Linked DNA regions of Homo sapiens: region 2 is linked to region 1. Evidence: chromatin loops called from intact Hi-C (ENCODE). Cell type or tissue: OCI-LY7. All regions are shown on one strand.

Evidence for each region. Peaks named below come from ENCODE experiments on the same cell type or tissue, not always from the same donor. Only the 100,000 strongest peaks of a DNase experiment are listed, where the experiment ranks them.
Region 2: a loop joins it to region 1, with 12 times the contacts of the local background. A loop is called at or near these places in 39 of 110 quality-filtered maps.

What each region holds. Positions count from the first base shown.
Region 1 is chrY:6,960,137-6,968,136 of GRCh38, forward strand. The region is part of intron 2 of TBL1Y (transducin beta like 1 Y-linked); the gene reads left to right. Among named protein-coding and RNA genes, the nearest start is that of AMELY, 52 kb to the left of the region's middle. In OCI-LY7, CTCF peaks have their summits at 4,788 (motif pointing right) and 4,988; a DNase peak (open chromatin) is centred at 4,825.
Region 2 is chrY:7,082,060-7,090,059 of GRCh38, forward strand. It overlaps TBL1Y (transducin beta like 1 Y-linked), which reads left to right. Exons shown (of 19, transcript NM_033284.2): 15 at 3,839-3,913; 16 at 4,231-4,358; 17 at 5,208-5,373. Among named protein-coding and RNA genes, the nearest start is that of AMELY, 170 kb to the left of the region's middle. In OCI-LY7, a CTCF peak has its summit at 3,775 (motif pointing left); a DNase peak (open chromatin) is centred at 3,722; H3K27ac peaks cover 568 bases.

The DNA.
Region 1 (8,000 bases):
TCCCACGGTCAGTCCATGGACACAGGGATCCCCATACCCTCTCTTGCCCTGACTAACAGAATATGATGCTGCCAGTCGAAAGTTGAATCAATGCAAGTAAACAATCTACAGTTTTCACAGGTTATAGTTTGGGAATCTGGTTTAATAACTATATTTCCTACAACTAGCGTATAAGGGGGTTTTACCTAACTTTGCAAAGGAATTGTCAGATTGTAATTTAGGTTAATAGTATAATATGGCTTATGATTTCTTGTTCCCATAACTTGATTTCCAGACCAAATTCTAATGTGGTACGAGGCCACAGTGAGCTTCCATAATTCTGGGTGTTCAGGACCAACAACAGGACTAACTTTGGTCGGGGTGAAGAAATCCTCTTTTCACCCCATTTCCATGGATAGGGTGATTTTAGCCTTCTATAAACCTGGTCTAGCCTTTTAGTTAAATCACTATCATAGACTGGATTAGCGGGCCAGACAGATGGAGCCTGTGAACATGAGTGGGTCTGGCCCATACGGTCATAATATAATTGGCCTCGAGGGGCCTAGTCTATAATAGTTCCAAATTTATTGTTTTGTAGTACCACTGCAGTATCAGCCACACATTCTTCCCAAACTAAGACTTCTGGGTCTTTTGATTCTTTTGGAATTTCCTTGGGGCAAGATTTTCCCTTAGGCCTAAATCTTAATGATCTTTGATAGGAAGAGTCCTGTAAATTATTCATTTGTGACCCAAGTGACATTTCACTTACCATGTGATAAGTGAATTTACTGGTGGCACTGACAGTAGGTACTTCTACCAACCAGTTTTGGTTTGTAGGCATTAAGCATCCTGGTGCTTTTCCCAGACAAATAGGAGGATAATGATACCCAATGGAAATGTTTATCATCATTCCTTCTTCTTCAGGTTGGGCAGGGCCACGGTCATCTGTGGGGTCTGGTACCCATGTACTATTGTTAACATGTACTTCAATAGGATTATCTCTCCAAGTGAGTGCCCGAATTAAGGGTGGGAAAGGCACATAGGCCCAGTAAGTATAGTTAGCTGTAGCGGCTCCTGCAGATATAGGGAGACTTAGCACCATTGATACAATCATTAAAGCTGCAAGCAGCATATTCTCTGGAGTTTATGTTACCCTCATGTTTTTCAGGCTTTTTTCAGCTAACTGTGTCAGCTTCTTTAGCTGGGCCCAGGTCGGCGGCTCCGCTTTCTTGGTGGATGGCAACTTCATCTGTTCTTTTGATATCACCATTTTCTTCACCTGGCGAGGTGATGATGCTCGATTGCAGGTTTTCTGTCTCTATGGAGGCACCTTCATTTGCATCTCTGATGGGTTCATTGTAGAACTTCAAATGTCTAGTGGGTATCCAAACAGGAAGCTGATTTTCTTCTGGTGAAACACAAGAAAAACCTCTCCCCCATGTTATCACCTTACCTATTTCCCATGTTTTATTTTTGTTGTCTTTCCACCAAATCAGTTTTCCCCCATGTGGGCTGTTCTTTTTACCAGTAAAATGTTGTTCTGCAGAAGTAGTGGTCTGATTTCTATATATGTTTAAAGAATTTAAACTATAGAGTGCTAGATTAAGTTGCATCTGGGGAGTGTTATACTCCTTACTGTCTTTTTCCATTTTTTGTTTAACCAATTGAGCTTTGAGTGTTCTATTAGTTCTTTCAGTTATGGCCTGTCCTTGGGGAATTATAGGGGATTCCTGTTGTATGTGTAATTTTCCACTGATTTAGGAATTTTTGAAATGCTTTGCTACAGTATCCTGGCCCATTATCCGTTTTAATTTTTTCTGGAACTCCCATGACAGCAAAACAAGATAATAAATGTCTTTTAACATGGGAAGTACTTTCTCCTGTCTGGCAGGTTGTCCACATGAAATGTGAATAGGTATCAACTGTCTCATGGACAAATGACATTTTTCCAAATGAAGGTACATGTGTGACATCCATTTGCCATAATGCATTAGGACATAAACCTCTGGGATTAACTCCTGCCTCCTGAGTGGGCAGGTGTAAGACTTGACACTGAGCACAATGTAGTACAATATTTTTTGCTTGTTTCCATGTGATATAATATTTATTTTTTAATCCTGTTGCATTTACATGAGTCAGGGCGTGAAGTTCTTGTGCTTCCATGAAATCAGATGATACTAGGAAGTCAGCTTGTTCATTTGCCTTAGTTAAAGGCCGTGGTAAATTAGTATGTGCTCGAATATGAGTAATATAAAGTGGGAAATTTCTTTTTCTTATAGTTTATTGTAACAATTTAAACAGCTGATTTAACTGATCACCCATACTATATTTGATTAGGGCTGTCTCAACATCCTTTGTAGCCTGTACTACATATGCAGTATCTGAAACAATGTTAATAGGCTGATTAAATCTTGTTTAACACTGAAATGACAGCAGCCAATTCTGCTCTTTGAGCTGAGTGATATTGAGCTTCAATGACTCGTTCTTTTGGCCTGATGTAAGCTGCTTTTCCATTGCTGGAACCATCAGTAAACACTGTCAGAACATTTTTGAAAGGTTTTTTTCTGGTAATTTTAGGTAAAATCCAAGTAGTCAATTTTAAAAACTGGAAGATTTTTGTTTTTGGGTAATGATTATCAATAATTCCCACAAAATCAGCAAGACCAGTCTGCCATGCAGACTGAATTGATAAAGGCTTGTCTAACCTGTTCCTTGTTTAAAGGGACAATGATTTTATCTGGGTCACTTCCACACAATTTTACTATTCGTAGTCTTGCCTGACCAATTAATGTAGCCATTTGATCTAAGTACAATGTAAAAGTCTTTACTGTGGGGAAGGAATGGCCACTCCACAATATCTGTATTTTCAACAATAATGCCTGTTGGAGAGTGTGCAGTAGCAAAAATCTAAAGTTGGAGTGGGGCTGTATAGGAAGACTGGAATAGTGATCTCTGCATGCCACTGTTCTAACAAGTCTCGGCCCCATAAATTAATTGGAATAGAAGTAATCATAGGCTGAACTGTACTCTCTTGATGCTCAGTTCCTAAACAATGTAAAATCATGGACTTTGATACACTTCTGAGGCGGTGCCCACACCAACAAGTCCTGTAACGGACTTGTTTAGGTCAATTTTTTGGCCATTGATTTAAGGCAAGGATAGAAACATCAGCCCCCATATCCATGATTCCTTCAAACTGCTTTCCCTGAATAGTAACTGTACACACAGGTCTATTCTCTGAGAGCTGACTAGCCCAATAAACAGCATTTCCAGCAGGGTTGGTACTTCCAAACCCTCCTGTTTTTTCTGTTTTGCTATCCCCAATTTTGATATAAGGCAAGAACAGTAACTGAGCAATTCTATCACCTGGATTGGCACTCCAGGGAACAGTAGAGCTAATCACTAACTGAATTTCCCCTTTATAATCAGAGTCAGTTACCCCAGTATGAATTTGGACTCCCTTCAAATTTAGACTTGATTTTCCTAAAATAAGGCCTACTCTCCCTTCTGGCAGCGGGCCATGTACCCTTGTAGGAATCTTTTGCAGGGGCTCTCCAGGGAGTAAAGAAATCGTAAATCTTTACATAATCATAAAGAACATAAATCTACTGCCGTGCTGCCTGCTGTGGCGGGGGATAACTGTTGTATTGTTGTAATTAGCTGATTTCCTGAAATGGTGGTATTTACTGTGGGGGTTGTTGTCCCTGAAAACCCTGAGGAACAAATGGCTGAATCAGGAATGCCCCACTTTGTTGCGGGGCCTGGGGCTGGCCCTGTTTGCCATTTCCTGACAATGGTTGCCCATTTTTATCAAATTTAGAAGGACATTTTTTAGCCCAGTGTTTTTCTTTTCCACATTTTGGACACAGGCCAGGTGGCTGTTTACTTTTGCTCTGTTTATTTAAGCCTGGGCAATTCTTTTTTAGATGACTGATTTGACCACAATTATAACATTTTCCCCCAAATGTTTTAACTTGTCCTCCTAAAGCAACCCCCTAATTGCTTGAGCCAATAGCATTGCCTTATGCATAGCTCCTCCAATCCCATCACAAGCCTTCACATATTCTGTAATTACATCAACTCCTGCTGAAACCTTTCCTCTTAATGGCTTTATGGCTGATTGACATTCTGGATGTGCATTTTGGTAAGCCATTATTTCTACAATAACTTTTCAGGCATTATTATCTGCAATGGATTTTTGAGCTGCAGCATGCAACCTTGCCACAAAGTCTGGATATGGCTCTTTAGAGCCTTGTCTGATTGAACTAAAAGAAGGGCAGGCAGATCCTGGGTCCTGAATCTTTTCCCAGGCCCTGAGGCAAATAGCCCTTAGTTGTTCAATAGCCTCATTTTGCATTATTGATTGTTGGTTAATAGTGCTCCAATTTGGACCTGTTCCTAGCAATTGATCTGCATCTATATGGACAACAGGATAAGTAGCCTGATTTTTCTGTACATATTCTTGTACTCCATCAATCTACCAGGTTTTAAACTGTAGGAATTGAGAGGGTGAAAGGGAAGATTTAGCCAAAATTTCCCAATCCTAAGGAATAAGTCTATTTCCAAGAGCAATGGAATCTAATAATGTTCTCATACAAGGAGAGTTGGGTCCATATTGTTTAACTCCTTCCTTCATATCTTTTAACATTTTCATGGTGAAAGATTCATATCTACACTCAGTTCGGACAGACGCTCCTGCTTGACTCCCTTTCCCGGCCGGGTGGGTTGTAAAATTACTGGGAACTGCCATGCCTCAAGATCTCCCTGTTTTCTGGCTTTATCAATGATTTCATGGAGTGCACTATCTTGTCCACTAGGTGGTACTGTAGGATCAAACACCATTGCCGTGGGATGTTGATATAGTGCCCTGCTATTTGGGTTGGGCGCACCACCTGAGTTCTATACTGAACCTCTGGAGACGGCCGATACTGAAATTCGGCTGGCGGCTGGTGTTGATAAGCTGCCGGTGGTTGGGTTTTATTTTCCACCAGCTGATATTGTGGATACTGTGTCTGGATTGGCATTTGAGGTTGTAATGTCACAGGCATCTGAACCGCGGGAGAAGGAGTTGGTGGCCATCATCGTCTAAACTCTGATGGCCCAAATAATTCTGGACCTTTTCCCCCCAATTTTGATGGTTCAGGATATATTACTTCCTGTAACTGATTATAGTCAACATTTTGCCTTGACTGAGCCATTACAGACTCTACTACATTTTTACAATGTGAACTTCCCATTCCTTCCTTGAACTCTGCTCCTGCCTCTTCTTCACAATCTATTACACAGCTTTCAGGGACATCAGAAACTGAAACGCTAGCCAATCAGGGAATGACATTGCAGTAGGGGCTACCTGCGACAGGAATAGGAACCCCTTCCCCTCCTTGCTCAGGTGTGTTCTCACCATTGCTCCATCTGCGAGTCATACCCTTCTATAAAACTAAAATTGCCATGCTAAGAAAATGTATGTTCGAGGGCTATTTTTTTTGTGGCACTGAAACTTTATTTCTAACAGTCTGGAAAGGTGTTCATCTCAAACAATACTGCCCCTGATGGAAGTATAATAAAAGTACTGCAAGGTCTAACTGCTCTGTCCAATGAGTTAGCCAAAAACTCAGGGGTAAATGACCCCTTCACAGGGTGTCTAGAAAATGGGTAGGTAAATGGAAAGGAATCATATCCTCAATTCTTTCTTCTCTCGCAAGCTTTACTTTGAAGCAAAGGCAGGAAAACTCGAAGCGGGAGGGAACTCCCAGGTCACAGATAGGTGAGACACCAGTGGTTACATTATTTTGAGTTTGCGCTTCCTAGCTTGAGTTTTTGGGAGCCCAAGATATTTTTCTTTTACGTAAATGTGCATTGGAATTTAAGCATATTTGGTATATAAAACAATACCAATTTAGCCAGCGTTTACATGTCTATGTAAATCGAGTTTATGGACAGACACTTTGCATATTTTTCCTTTTTTTTTTTGGTGAGACAGAGTCTCACACTGTTGCCCAGGCTGGAGAGCAGTGGTGCAATTTCAGCTCACAGCAAATCAAGGGATTTTCCTGCCTCAGCCTCCTAAGTAGCTGGGATTACAGGCATGTGCCACCATGCCTGGCTAATTTTTGTATTTTTAATAGAGATGGGTTTCTCCATGTTGGCCAGGCTGGTCTTGAACTCCTGACCTCAGGTGATCCACCTGCCTCGGCCTTCCAAAGTGCTGGGATTACAAGCATGAGCCACGGTGCCTCGCCTGCATATTTTTCTTGATTTGTTCATGTAGAAAATAGTTTCTTCCTAAAGAGATTTTGTGTTAAAACAATGCCTGGTTGAAAGTGTTAGATGCCTTAGATTTAGTTTTCCTCTTTTTGCCTGAAAGGGTTGAATGCTGAGGCATCTAGTATTCTTGTGTATGGGAATATTCCCATGTAATTTTTGTTTCTAGTCCTGTTGCTTCCTGTGTTAAAAATAAGACTAAGGTGTGTAGCTGCACCTATAGTTCAAGATGAAGGGGTCTGTGTGAGAAATACAGTGTTTGCACGTGTGTATGTAAGTGAGAGAGAGATGACATACAGAGTGCACAACCTCTTTGTAATACCCAGTTGACTCAGTGAAATCTGACTCTCTGAGCTGGCCTCTGGGCGTAGCTTGCCTACCCCAGGTCTAGATCTTACTGGTTGTGTAGTTTTTCAGCACTCAGATGTTGAGAGCTATGTATTTCTCAGAGCAGTCTTCTCTCTCTCTCTCTCTCTCTCTTTTTTAATGTGCATAGGTGCATATAAAAATTGTGTGCCTTGTTTAGATGAGATCGGGGTGTTCAGGATAGTATAGCTGTGGATCCTATCCCTTTTCAAGGATGATAGATTTATTGCTAGGCATGTTCTGGAAGGAGATTTTTGTTTTGTTTCTGTGGGGTTCCCTTTTTGCTCAATGAATGAATTGGTTATTTGAAGGCATTGGTTATTTATTCCATAAGCACAGGGTGGTGGCCTCTGCGCAGGCCCATGCTTGAAGGTACTTGCACTAGGGACAGTTGCTTTCTTCCCTCCTGGAGTTGATAGAGTTGAGGGGAGGCAGATACTGGAAAGCAGCCACAAATGCACCAAAATGTGCAGTGGACTGAGAGTGGCCAGGATGTGAGGAGTTACTACAGCTGCAGCACAGACCAGCATCACGAGAGTTTAAGTGTAGGAGAGGGACTATTGAGGGAGAAGGACAAAAGACACATTTACCCTACAGATTGAAGAAAATTACTATAGGGGTTTCTTCTCTGTTATACTCATTGTGGTGTGACTTTTTTTTTTTTGAGACAGACTTTCGCTCTTGTTGCCTAGGCTGGAGTGCAATGATCTTGGCTCACTGCAACCTCTGCCTCCTGGGTTCAAGTGATTCTCTTGCCTCAGCCTTCTGAGTAGCTAGGATCAGAGGCGTGCGCCACCATATCCTGCTAATTTTTGTATTTTTACTAGAGATGGGGTTTCACCATGTTGGCCAGGCTGGTCTTGAACTCCTGAGCTCAAGTTATCCGCCCACCTTGGCCTCCCAAAGTGTTGGGATAACAGCTGTGAACCATGATGCCTAGCCTATGGTGTGACTTTTTTTTTCTTTTGAGACAGAGTTTCATTTTTGTTGCCCAGGCTGGAGTTCAGGGTTTAGGGGGCAAGCCCATGAGCCTCACTCCTTCTGCTCTCTCTCCAGCAATTGGAAAGGGAATCTTTTTGCTCAGCATTCCCATGCCTCCCACAAGCCTGGCATGGAACCTGTGCACTTGCCTTAGTGTCCTCGGCTGCTGTAACAGAGCACCACGGGCCTGGTGGCTTAAATTGCAGCTGGTCATTCTCCCATAGTCATAGAGGCTTGAAGTCCCAGGTCACGGGGCCGGCAGGGATGGTTCCTCCCGAGGCCTCTCTTCTGGGCTTGTAGACACTGTTTTCTCTCTGGGTCCTAACAAGGTCATTCTTCTGTCTGTGCCCTCATCTCCTGTTCTTATGAGGGCACCAGTCCCTTTGGATAAGGGACCAACCTAATGACCCTGG
Region 2 (8,000 bases), 120 kb after region 1:
GGGGAAAGAAGAAAGAATGAAACAGGAAAATCATTTGAGGCAATAATGGCCAATTTTTTCTAAATTTGTTGGAAAACATCATTTAATTTGAGAAGCTCAGGAAATCTCAAGCAGAATAAATATGAACAGAACCACACCTACCCACCTAGGCATATGGTTATCAAACATCAAATTTAATGACAAAGAAAATCCTAAAAGCAAGCAAAGACTGAAAAAGGTCCTGTTGTATACCAAGGAACAACAATATGAATAGCAGCCAACTTAACAAATTCCTTACTGTGGGCTCTGAGGCTCTTTCTGGTCTTTTCATCAGATATCTCTCAAATTCTCCAATTGTTATGATCTCTTACCTTACTTCTGCAATCGCCGGTATACCATTAAACACATTTATTAGTCTCAGCCTCCTGGGCTAGTGTCCAAAACACCCTGTGCCTCTGTCTTCCTAAAGACATGTGCAGCCAAGCACCTCAACCCATGCTAAGGCCTTCCTGGAACAGTCCCTGACTTAGACTCCCACAGCAGCCCTCAGTCTGATACAGACTCTTCTCCATCCTCCAGGCCCATTTACATGTCCTGTGCACACCCCTGGGATAATTCATGGCACCTCCTGAGCTCTCATTGCCCATGTGAATACCACAGCCCTGACAGTGGCTGTTGGCCTGTGTGCCTGTCTCTCCCAGAAAATGCAGAGCACATCAACAGTGATCCCAGGAGGGCCCATGGCGTCTTGCCTTTCTCTCACCAGCATCCAGAATATCTTTCCTTGCTAGGAGCTGGGGGATCCCCTGTTAAAGCAGGAGAGGACGATCGCGTTCCTGGAGATTTGCCATCATGTCACTAACTTAACTGATGTAAATTCCATTTTTCTCTTTCCCCTAGTGCCCATCTCACCCCACCCCTGGGCCAAGGTTCCCCACCCCAAAGGAAGGCACTTTTAGAGCACAGGCATTTGTTATCCTGTTTACATCTCCTGGCTCCAAACTGACTCTTTTTCTGATCTAAATTTATTTCTCCTCTAACCCTGGACTATCCTCAAGTTTTTGAGAGAGCTGCACACACTGTTTCTGGTTCCCAACTGTCCTGCTCCAGACCTTGCCACCAGCATGGGACTTGACCCTTTAAGTGGGTCATACTGTGGCTGATGGCCCTAAACAAAGCTCCAAGTCACTGGGGTTGAGTGTAGACCTACAAGCCAGCTCTGGAGGCAACCCAGGAACTGGGACTTGGATTGGAGGCTGTAGGATCAACTCTCAAGAAAAAATGTGTTCCTTTATGTGAGTTTGGATGCAGACAGGCCAAGGTGACCAGCTCCACATTCTGGGCCTGTGGGATTTCCTTTCCACAGCTGCAGTGAGAGTCACTCTTGCTAGCCTAGCACCCACATTCACACTCACACATACTTAAGAATGCTCACTCTCTCAGCCCCCTCTTCAGTGGCCCCCTCCACCCTCCCTGGTCTCTCCCAGTAGTCTGCTCCCAGCACAAACATTCATGCTCACAGGCACTAAGCACATTCTCATCTCCCTCTTCAGCAGGCCCCTTCTGCCTCCCTGGGCTCTCCCAGCAGGCTGCTCCTGGGTCATATGTCCATGTTCATAGACACCTAAGCCTGCTCACACTGTCAGCCTCCTCTCCAACCGGTCTGCTGCACCCTTTCCAGATTCTCCCAGCAGCCTTCTGGAACAGACATCCATGCTCATAGACACATAAGCATGCTCACAGCCCCCTCTTCAATAGGCCTTGTCTGCCCTCCCCTCCATCCCAGCAGCCTGCTCCTGGAAGACACATCCATTCTCATAGACACCTTTGCAGGCTGACACTCTGTCAGGCCCCTCTCCAGCCAGCCCCCTCCACCCTCCCTGGGATTTCACAGCAGCCTATTCCTTGGCCATCACGCTTGTTTCTCCATTTCCTGGGCCACCCATACCACATAGAGCACACAGGTGGCTTGTCACTGTCCCGTTCACACCCTTCAAAACTCAGTGTCTGTGTCCTTAGAAAGTAACATGACCATACAGTTTACCATCCAAATTGGAGCCCTCAGGAGTTTGAAAATATTTAGAAAATTAATTTTCAGTGTGAAATTAGTTAATGCCAGGACAATAGGCATCAGATATTGGGCTGTCTGGGGCATATGGGACCCTATTGTCACCCCCCCAGAAAAGATCCTGCCCCATTTCTCCTGGGCAGGCTGTTCCCCAGCTGAACCTTTGCTGCAAATGGTTCTCTTTTGTTTGTTTGTTTGTTTGAGATGGAGTTTAGCTCTGTTGCCCAGGCTGGAGTGCAATGGCACGATCTCGGCTCACAGCAACCTCCCCATCCCAGGTTCAAGCGATTCTCTTGCCTCAGCCTCCCTAGTAGCTGGGACTACAGGCGCCCGCCACCACACCTAGCTAACTTTTGTATTTTTAGTAGAGACGGGGTTTCACCATGTTAGCCAGGATGGTCTTGATCTCTTGACTGCTTGATCTCTTGATCGTGATCCGCCCACCTTGGCCTCCCAAAGTGCTGGGATTAGAAGCATGAGCCACCGTGCCCAGCACAAGTGATTCTTTTATGTGTGTCTGTCCCAGTGTGTCCTTTTCTGCCTTGGTCCCTGGGTACTTTTGCCTTTATCCTCCAGGGTTTAGTCTCAGCGTACCCAGGTGTCCTGAGCCTGTGGGTTAGAGCGCTCACCCTGTGCTTTTAGGTACTTGGCTGTTTGCAGCGGATGAGGAGCCCCTGGCCAGGATTTTGCCTGTGTTGTGTGGCTTCTGCTGCTCAGCATTTGCCTCTCATTTCCCTTGCACATGTGTGTCTGCCTGTATGTGCATTTTGGTCACCCGTCTTTCACCTGAGTCAGCCCTTATCCTGCTTGAGCTCCACAATAGCTGAGGCTTCACTTCTTGTGTTTATCCCTCCCTCCACCTCCACTCACCGGCAGGAGAGCAATGCCTTGTAATGGGTGTAGACATGGGAAGGAACTGTTAGATTAAAGTGCATAGGAGACCTGGCATGGTAACACATGCCTGTAATCCCAGCACTTTGGGAGGCTGAGGCCAGAGGGTTGTTTGAGCCTGGGAGTTCAAGATCACCTTGGGCAACCCCATCTCTGTAAAAAATACACACACACACACACACACACACACACACACACAGACACACACACACACAGACACACACACAAAAAGCTGGGTGTGGTGGTGCCTGCCTCTCATCCCAGCTACCTACATTGGAGGCCAAGGTGGGGATTGCTTGAGCCCAGGAGTTCAAGACCAGCTTCAGCAACCCATCTCCATCAAAAGAGAAAAAAAAAGTAGCTGGGTGTGGTAGGGCCTGTCTTTAGTCCAAGCTAGAGGTTGAGGCAGGAGGATCACTTGAGTTCAGCAGGTCAAGGCTGCAGTGAGCTAGAATCGGGCCACTGAACTCAAACCTGGGCAACCGCGAGAGCTTGCCTCAAAAGTTAAAAAAAAAGAAAAAGAAAAAAAAAGGAAGAGTGCGTACGAAAGTAATTTTCAAAGCCCAGCTTTTAAAATAACTGGTTTTATTTGCTGTGTTTTATGGTATATGAATTCTTCACTTGCTTTCCTTCCTAGCAGGGAAGGTTTTCTTCTTAACAAAGTATGGATGAGAGTAGCTGGTGATGTGTGGTACAGGGCTGTGGTTTTACATAAATGAAAAAGGCAAAGTGAGAAAAAGAGGAAACTAGACGGCTGGTTGGGCTGTGCTCTTTGATGTCAGGCTGAGGCCTAAGACCTTCTGCAGCGACGGTGGCGCGCTGCTGCCCCCTGCTGGAAGGCGACCTCATCTACTCACAGGTCCTGATATATTTTTCAAGAGACTCTCCGCTCTGTTTCAGAACGAGGTCAATGCCATCAAATGGGATCCTTCTGGAATGTTGCTGGCGTCCTGCTCGGATGACATGACATTGAAGGTAGAGTCAGCATGGCAAGGGGTGGGCTGTTTAATCTCAGACAGCCTTGGGCACTTGACGTCAGTCTCACAGTCACACTTGCATGAGGATTATTTGTTACTGACCACGTTCCCTTCCTCTGTCATCCGGTGAACTCCAATTTCTCAGTCAGCGTCCTACTGAGAATCCCAGCCTCCCCGCATCCTTTCTCACCACTGCACACCCCATATCCCGCCGTGGGCCATTAGCCTCACTTATGCACCCCGGAGGAATGATGCCACATCATTCCCGGGTGCAGGAATGGCTTTTGCTCATGTTGTGGCCGGTGTGTCCTTTAGATCTGGAGTATGAAGCAGGATGCATGCGTCCACGATCTTCAGGCTCACAGCAAAGAGATCTACACCATCAAGTGGAGCCCCACCGGGCCTGCCACCAGCAACCCAAACTCCAGCATCATGTTGGCAAGGTAAGGGCCGGCAGCACAACTGGTACAGCTCCGCCCTACACAACGATAACAAGAAATTTTGCTCAAGTGTGTCTGTGCACCTGTGTTGAAGCCCTTCAGAGGAAACAAAGTGGTAGCTCACTTTGAAGGGGCCAAAACCATCCTACCTTTGAGGTTACCATGGTTTTGGCCCAGGTGCCATGGCTCACACCTGTAATCCCAGCACTTTTGGGGGCCGAGGTGGGCAGATGACAGGTCAGGAGTTCGAGACCAGACTGGCCAACATGGCAAAATGCTATCTCTACTAAAAAATACAAAAATTAGCTGGGTATGGTGGTGCATACCTGTAATCCCAGCTACTTGGGAGGCAGAGGCAGGAGAATCTCTTGAACCCAGGAGACGGAGGCTGCAGTGAGCCAAGACCACCCCACTGCACTCCAGCCTGGGCAATAAAAGTGAAACTCCGTCTCAGAAAACACAAAAATTCCTGTTGCTTGAAGAATATATATATATCTTTTATATATATATCTTATATATTTTATATATATGTCTTATATATATCTTATATATTTTATATATATCTTATATATTATATATCATATATTTTATATATATCATATATTATATTTTTTATATATCATATATTTTATATATCATATATATTTTATATATGATATATATCTTATATTTTTTATATAGCTTATATTTTTTATATATTTTATATACATATCTTATGTATATTTTATATATGTATGTTATATATTTTTTATGTATATTATATATATATAATATATATATGTAAAGAAAAACAGGGTCTCACCATGTTGCCCAGCCTGGTCTTCAACTCCTGGCTTTCTCCCATCCTCCTAGTGCTTCATTTGATTCTACAGTGCGACTGTGGGATGTGGAGCAAGGTGTCTGCACCCACACACTCATGAAGCATCAAGAGCCTGTCTACAGTGTAGCTTTCAGCCCCGATGGAAAGTACTTGGCTAGTGGATCCTTTGACAAGTATGTTCATATCTGGAATACTCAGGTAAGCTCCTGACCCATACGAATCCTTTTAGTAAGGGATGCCTGAACAGCCACTATTCCAGTGTCTCTGGTTCAAAGCAGTGCCCTTGAGGGAGTAGAGCAAGCCCAGGCTTCCCGGACAGACCCAGTAGATGCTGTCCATCTTGCACCCCATGTGGGTTGTGAGCTCTTCCCTCACCAGACACCTCCAGCAGCTCTTCTCCCTAAGGAAGGGCATCGTGTCTGCTGTCCTCAGGGCTCTTGGCCATTTGATTCCAAACCCTCACCTTGGCACATGTTCTTCCTTGAAGGAGCCACTGTCTTCTGTTCACTTTCTGAGCTCATGGCACGATACCTTCCACCTTCCTCTTCCTCTTCTTAGCACTTATCACCAAAATGCTGCTTTCTAGATATTGAGGTTGGAGGGTGGGAGTGGGGGAGCAGCTAACAGGGGTGAGGCCAACTCAACATCCTCCACGCACACCAGCTCCTGCAGCTCCACCATAGAGAAGATCCGGGAGTAGGAAGGAATGTGTGTTTGCTGTTGTCATGCCACTTAGATTTTTCAAATGAAAGTTTCTGTTTGAGTAAGTAAGGTGTGTATGTTGGGTTGTCCTTTTGCCATGGACTGAAAGGACATAGGATTTGAGTGAAGGTGGCTGGCTGCTGTGGGTATCTTGGGCCACACCTGAGGGTAGGAGAATCCCACTAAAAAGAGTAGAAAAAGGGATGGGAACGAGTACTGCACTGCATGAAGGATTGTATAGGGCAGTTTGGAAAGGACTGTACAACACTTCATTTTATTCTGAGAGAGAAGTGATGATGCTCTAGGAGCTATTGAAAATAACCAAGGGGTCCCTTTAATCTTAGGAGGGATCACATGGCCCCTCCCCCATTCATCTGCATTTTCATTTTGGGTGTTTTTGGCTTGGTTGACATTCAGGTGCATTTACATCCTCAAGTTCATTCCCCCTGTGTACTCATGGGTGATGAGCAATGTTCACTGGCAAGGGGTCCACTGAGATCACAGGCTTCCCAGGGACCTCATGTGAACCACATCCTCTCAGGGAAGGAAGGGAAGTGGTGGACCCTGCGTAGAGCCAACCCAATGCCAAGCCCAGCCCCACAGCCCTAGGTAGCCCTCCGGGAAGCATGCATCTCGGGACTAGTGTGCAAGAGTCTCTGTTCATGGAATCCTTGCTAGAAATAGTAATGGGTGGATTTGTGAAAATATGTCAATCATCAAAAAAAAATGATACAATCAGTTAGGAGGAGCTTATCATCAAGAACTCACTGAATCATTTCAGCTGTTTCTTGTAAATCAAGGAAATGCTTAGCGTTTCTCTTAAAAGAAATCTTAAAGCCCACTTTAATGTTCTGTAAGTATAAAAATATCTATCTATAATACTGTTGGTGTGCACCTGTCTTAGTTCAAGACACTACCTTTAAAGAGCCCAGTTGAGAACAGGTTTTGAGACAGCCCTCCTGGTCTTGGTCTTTAGATTTATCCTGCCTGTCACCATTAGTGAATCATGAGTGAAGGCTTATATGACCCTTTCTTCTTTTTTATAAAAACTTTTAAAATTAATTTTTGTACAGACCGGTCTCACCGTGTTGTCCAGGCAGGTCTAGAACTCTTGAGCTCAAGCAATCTTCCTGTCTCAGTCTCCCAAAGGGCTGGGGATTACAGGCATGAGCCACCATACCTGGCCTTATTTGACTCTTTCAAAGCCCTCTATTTTCCTCACCTCTTGAATATGTCAAGTTAATGCTCTTTTAAACCAGAAGCAAAGGTCTGGAATGTTTTCTGTTACACATATGTTACGCAATTTTCTTTCAAACATAAAATTACATTTCAATTTCCAACATGTTAATACATTTAATGATGAATTACTGTCAATTCCCTTGCTGGTAGGTGAATTGTATTCATTCAGGTCAATTGTATTCATTCAGACACCAAGACAGGATTAGATGGGCAAGAGATTTATTGGGAGAAACAGCTGTGATGGAAACAGGGAAAGAGCTAGAGAAGGAAGAACTCAGACCATAAAGTCAGTCTGACCCCTGGCCTTACAGGTCTATAGGAAGTCCGTGAGCTGGCCATGTGTGGTATCTCACACCTGTAATCGCAACACTTTGGGAGGCTGAGGTGGGTGGATCATCTGAGGTTGGGAGTTCGAGACCAGCCTGACCAACGTGGTGAAGCCCCTTTTATACTAAATATACAAAATTAGCTGGGCATGGTCACACATGCTTGTAATCGCAGCTACTTGGGAGGCTGAGGCAGGAGAATCACTTGAACCTGGGAGGTTGAAGTTGCAGTTAGCTGAGATTGCGCCACTGCACTCCAGCCTAGGTGACAGATGACTCCCAGACACCTGTCGAGTTCTCCCACCTCCATCAGTCCTCGCTGGGCACAGTCTCAGAATCCACCCAAATATCTGAATATGATGGTGGATTCTGTGGGCAGTAGTAATCAGATTCACTTCCTGTTGTGGGAAATCCAAAAGACATGTTTCTGCATCCCCCAGAGCACTTATTAAAAACCCTTAAATTTCACCATGCTTGAAAATGTTCATGATCAAATATTAGGGGCAGGAGAAGTGCACATTCCACACCTGCATCTGTTGCAGGTGCCCTTCTCACTAT